Linked DNA regions of Homo sapiens: region 2 is linked to region 1. Evidence: chromatin contacts called from ENCODE Hi-C or POLR2A ChIA-PET data. All regions are on one chromosome and are shown on one strand. Each heading gives the region's core, a stretch centred on a gene start or an enhancer-like site at or near the end of the contact. The rest is flanking DNA. Distances are from core to core; before and after follow the strand shown. Region 1 holds the start of RNF24 (ring finger protein 24). Region 2 holds the start of PCNA-AS1 (PCNA antisense RNA 1).

Evidence for each region. Hi-C counts contacts between places; a loop is a spot of excess contacts on that map. ChIA-PET counts read pairs that join two places held with the same protein, here RNA polymerase II (POLR2A). Pooled maps may share reads with other maps.
Region 2: a loop to region 1 is called in a pooled map, with 6 times the contacts of the local background. The contact joins the promoter of PCNA-AS1 here to the promoter of RNF24 in region 1. A Hi-C loop is called at or near these places in 1 of 168 maps with a recorded cell type or tissue (B cell) and 9 of 50 pooled maps. POLR2A ChIA-PET finds 5 or more read pairs at or near these places in 2 of 52 experiments (activated B cell and activated T-cell).

Annotation. Positions count from the first base shown.
Region 1 is chr20:4,014,165-4,016,864 of GRCh38, forward strand. It overlaps RNF24 (ring finger protein 24), which reads right to left and starts at 1,394. Exons shown (of 6, transcript NM_001134337.3): 1 at 1,273-1,394. RefSeq lists a silencer at 901-1,500 and enhancers at 1,384-2,316, 2,520-2,700.
Region 2 is chr20:5,118,226-5,120,925 of GRCh38, forward strand. It overlaps PCNA-AS1 (PCNA antisense RNA 1), which reads left to right and starts at 1,361. Exons shown (of 1, transcript NR_028370.1): 1 at 1,361-1,744. PCNA (proliferating cell nuclear antigen) reads right to left here and starts at 1,733. Exons shown (of 6, transcript NM_182649.2): 1 at 1,353-1,733; 2 at 544-641; 3 at 385-452. The coding sequence starts at 1,573. RefSeq lists enhancers at 307-1,187, 927-1,076, 1,188-2,068, 1,517-1,686, 1,817-2,266 and a silencer at 1,267-1,326.

The DNA of each region.
Region 1 (2,700 bases), core at 144-2,643:
CTGTACAACCAGACAACAGAACACAGGAAAATTCACATCAAAGCAAGGGCGCATGCCAGGGTAATATGCAATAAAACCCTCTGCCAAAGCATTAAGGGGAAAAAAAAGCAAGGAGGTAGAGAGAACCTGCTGGACTACCTTCTCATTAACACAGGGAGGCAGAAAGAAACAAAATCTGCCTGTATTCAGGAGCGGAGAAAACTGTGTCCTAGATATATTGGAGTATTCCTATAGACATGTTTATGAGCATTCGGACAAATTATCAATGAACTAAACCCAGAAAGCAGTGTCCTGTACGGTGGAGTATTCCTATGTAGACAGACATGAGAATCTTACCATTAACTAAGCCCAAAAAGGCAAAGTATTCTAGAAACACAGATATATGAGAATTTAGATGCACATTTCCAATGAATAAAACCCACTGGTTTTACAGTGAGAAAAAACTGTTTGAAATAACATCAGGTAAAGAATTGGGTAAAGGTGTGATGAAGTTATATCCCCTCCCCTTTTCCTCATACCCTTTTTGACAATCTCTGATTCTCTCATTTCATAGATGTCCCTTTCACTTGAATGCGCACACACACACACACACACACACACACACACACACACATCATTAGGTCTCCAGAAACAAAGGAGGGTCCTTAATTCTCCGGCCTGTGGAACCACACACGCCCCCTGCCCACAGATGGTGACTTTCATTAATGAGTAAGCCGAGGGAAGAGGTCTCCACCCCGACCACTGCCATGCACACTGTGACAACGGGGCACGAGACAAGCGCCACAAAGAAAGGGGAGGAGTGGACGGGGACCAGGAAAACACTGCCACGCCGCACCCCCCAAGGCGCGCGCCCACCGCCAACGCGGGGGCAGCGTCCTCGCCATCCTCCTCCTAGCCTCCCAGCTCATCCCAGCCGCCTCCCACGCCCGGGGACCCGATGCCAGGGCTTGGGCGAGCAGGACGTGCGGGGGCCCACGCACCTTCCCTCCGTGATCTCCAGGTGACAGCCCCGCTCCGCCCTTTGTGAGGGACTCACCCTCCAGTCCCGGGGCCGCGCCGGACCCTCCTCCGCGTCCCTCCTCAGCCTGGAGACACCGCCTCACCCCTGCACACCGCGCCCGGCCGGCCGAGGCGCCGGGAGAGTGTGTGTGTGTGGGAGGCTGGCGCGGGCCCGCGGTCTCCTCAGCATCCCGAACCCGGAGCGGCTCGGTCCCCCAAACCCCAGCCCGGGGGCGGCGGCCGCGGCGCTCCCGCCCTCGCTCGCTCACTTACTCGGGCGCGCCGGTGGCAGCGGCAGACGTGCGGGACCGTCAGCGCCCTGCGGCGGGCGGCAGGCTGCGGGCGGCGAGCGTCCGTCCGGACAGAGCGCGGCGGAGGTGGCGGCGGCTGACTGCGCCCGGCGGCCCCTCGCGAGGGGCGGGCCCGCCGGGGGAGGGGCGGGCGCCGCGCCTCTCATTCATGCAGCGGGGGCGGGGTGAGGGACCCGGATGCCCGGGCAGTTTCCCCACCCACCTCGGCGGAGGGCTCGGCGGCTTCAGAGTCTGCAGTGCGCAGGCGCGGCGCTCCCTGGCCAGGCCTGGTGCGGCCCTGGCCGCTGGCTCTGTTCCTGGTTAGAACTACGCCAGACAGGCCGGGCGAGGTGGCTCACGCCTGTAATCCCAGCACTTTGGGAGGCTGAGGCGGGCAGATCACGAGGTCAGGAGATCGAGACCATCTTGGCTAACGCGATGAAACCCCGTCTCTACTAAAAATACAAAAAATTAAATTAGCCGGGTGTGGTGGCGGGCGCCTGTAGTCCCAGCTACTTGGGAGGCTGAGGCAGGAGAATCGCCTGAACCTGGGAGGCGGAGCTTGCAGTGAGCCGAGATCGTGCCACTGCACACCAGCCTGGGCGACAGAGCGAGACTCTGTCTCAAAAAAAAAAAAAAAAAACAACTACTCCAGACAGACCTTCTCCATCGACCGTTTAGTATTTTTGCGTGCCCTACAAGCATTTTTAAAAGTGAAAGCATGGGGCCGGGCGCAGTGGCTCACGCCTGTAATCCCAACACTTTGGGAGGCCAAGGCGGGTGGATCACCTGAGGTCAGGAGTTCCAGACCAGCCTGACCAACATAGAGAAACTCTGTCTCTACTAAAAATACAAAATTAGCTGGGTGTGGTGGCTCATGCCTGTAATCCCAGCTACTCGGGAGGCTAAGGCAGGAAAATCTCTTGAACCCGGGGAGCGGAGGTTGCAGTGAGCCAAGATCGCACCATTGCACTCCAGCCTGGGTGACAGAGCAAGACTCCGTCTCACACACAAAAAAATGAAAGATTGGAATGCCACCCCTTTCCTAGCATGCAGATTGACAGTCCCCAGAGACACAAGAATGGTCACGTGGTGCCCATTGGTTTGATGGGGAGATGGTATGCACCGCACCCTCCTCCATCTGCCCCTCCTGCTGCAGCCTCTCAGCTGAGTGCTAGAACCTTGGTGATGGATGAGACCTAGACTCTGCCCAGATAGTGGAGAGAGGTGTGTGCAAGAAACAGTGCATTCCTTTATTTACATCCACTCCTCAACCTCCGGCTCCCATTCTACAGGGCAGGCAATAAATTGACCTCCGATTTTGGGAGGCTGAGCTCTTCCTGCAATACCAAGGCAAGGATCTGGGGAGTCCTCTCTTGTCTTTAGCAGGCAGTGTATTCTGCAGATACTC
Region 2 (2,700 bases), core at 111-2,610, 1.1 Mb after region 1:
CATGCACCAGTAGATATATTTCTAGAAAAAGTTGTTATGAAGTAGGCTTAAATTATATTAACATATCTTGACGGAGGAGGATCACTTGAGGCCAGGAGTTCCAGACCAGCCTGGGCAAGACTGCCCCCACGCCCACACACAAAAATGAAAAAATTAGCCAGGTGTGGTGGGACAGGCCCGTAGTCCTTCCTAGCCACTTAGGAGACTAAGGCAAGAGGACTGCTTGAGCCCAGGAATCCCAGGTTAGAGAGAGCTATATGGCACTACTGCACTCCAGCCTGGGCAACAGAGCCAAGACCCTGTCTGTAAAAATAAACAAACATTCTATGACATAACTATCGTGCCTGTGTACAGCACTCTCTACAATGAGAAACTGATACTCACTGGAATTCCAAGTTGTTCAACATCTAAATCCATCAACTTCATTTCATAGTCTGAAACTTTCTCCTGGTCTACCAAAAGAAAGCAGATGCTTTTGAGAAATACTGACACAGAGTTTTGATTTTCTGTAGCTTCGTGACTCGGTAAAAAGGTACGACTTACTTGGTGCTTCAAATACTAGCGCCAAGGTATCCGCGTTATCTTCGGCCCTTAGTGTAATGATATCTTCATTGCCGGCGCATTTTAGTATTTTGGACATACTAGAAGACAGGAGACACATGCTTTAAAATCAACGCCGTCTGCTGAAGGGCTGTATTTCGAACGCGGTTAGAAGGGGTTACCACTCTCACCCATCAGGCCGTCTCAGAACTGGTGGAGGGTAAGCGGACTGCTGGAGGATGCCATTATTAATGCAGACGTTTTGGGACGCATCTGGCAGTATTTATACTAAAATACCACCAGCAGTGTCCCTTCTGGATAGAAACAATCTCCTGCCACTAAGTAGGATGACAGGCTGCCACATTTCTCGCAAGGGCATTATAAAGCATTTAAAGTCAACCGCGACTGAGCCGGGAGGATCGCTTGAGCCCAGAAGTTGGAGACCAGCCCGGGCAACACACCGAGACCGTCTCAGAAACAAGAAAGCCACAGCTAAAGCGTCCATTCAAGGCCAACAGGATTTAGTGAGCAAAGAGCCCTGGAACAGTGTTCCTGGCACTGCGGAAAAACCCTTGATTTTCCCGCCACCACCCGCTTTGTGACTTTGGCGCGAAAAAGCAGGTTCGCGCAGCAGCCAGCGCGGGCTTTTCCGAACCGCGCGCTCAGCTGGGCCCCACCCCACTGCGTGGCAGGCCAATGAGAAGGCGCGGATGGCCCACGCCAGCCAATGAGGGCTAGGCTCGAAAGCGCTCCCGCCAAGCACCGGAGGTGCAGGCGGGCCGGGGCCGGCTTCCCGGGGCCGCGAGGCTCACCTGGTGAGGTTCACGCCCATGGCCAGGTTGCGGTCGCAGCGGTAGGTGTCGAAGCCCTCAGACCGCAGGGTGAGCTGCACCAAAGAGACGTGGGACGAGTCCATGCTCTGCAGGTTTACACCGCTGGAGCTAATATCCCAGCAGGCCTCGTTGATGAGGTCCTTGAGTGCCTCCAACACCTTCTTGAGGATGGAGCCCTGGACCAGGCGCGCCTCGAACATGGTGGCGGAGTGGCAACAACGCCGCTACAGGCAGGCGGGAAGGAGGAAAGTCTAGCTGGTTTCGGCTTCAGGAGCCTCAGAGCGAGCGGGCGAACGTCGCGACGACCGGCTGAGACCTAGAAAGACAACGACCACTCTGCTACGCCTGCAACCGTTTAATGCCGCCGCGTCCGCAAGCGCGCGCTCTCACCCTGCGCCGCGTTGCGACGTCACCACGCTGTCCAGCCCACGGCCTTGCGGGGAAGACTTTAGGGCCAATCGTGTCCATGCTCCCCGCGAGGCCCGCCCCCTAGAGCATACATTGGAGGAAGCGGGCGCAGGGCGGGGCAGCGTCGCGCAGGTCTCCCCGCCTCTTTGACTCCTGAACCCGGCCGCAGAACAAGTCCGGGCATATGTGGAGATCGGGTCCCGGTCCCGGCTCGTCAAGCCCCAGCTTTATGGTGGCTCCTCAGCCTCCCACTACGTGGGTAGAAAGTTTCCAGCCACGAAAGTGAAAGTGAAATGCAAATCAAGCCTACCGGGAGGAAAAGCCTCCTTGCAGCCTGAAGAGAGTACAGCTGCTGCAAATATGCACTTTATTTTTCAATTACAGAATTGATGCGCTCGTAGGTGTCACAAGATAAAGAGGTGAATTGTTCTGTTAAACTTAGCTCCCTATCATCCTCTTAACATTCCCCCGCCAGCTCTTATAATCACTCAATCGTTCATTGTATAAAGCTTTTAAAGCTTTTTTAAAAGTTCGAATACACTTTTTTTTTTTCAAAAATGCACTCATTCCGTAAACACTTGGAAAAGTACTTAATAAAGTACATTTAATTTTATGCCACGTACATCTTTTATCATATCAGTACCTCTTTAAAACATAGCATCACATGTATATAACATAATTTATCAATCTCCTGTTGTTTAACTACAAACACCTTTGAGCACTTAGGCAATTTTGGTGATATCAACTCCTTGAAGTAATACAGCTGAGTCAAAGAGCGTACACATTTAATATTTTTTCTTTTCTTTTCCTTTCTTTTTGAGATGGAGTCCTGCTCTGTCATCCAGGCTGGAGTACAGTGGCGCGATCTCAGCTCATTGCAACCTCCGCCTCCCAGGTTCAAGTGAGTCTCCTGCCTCAG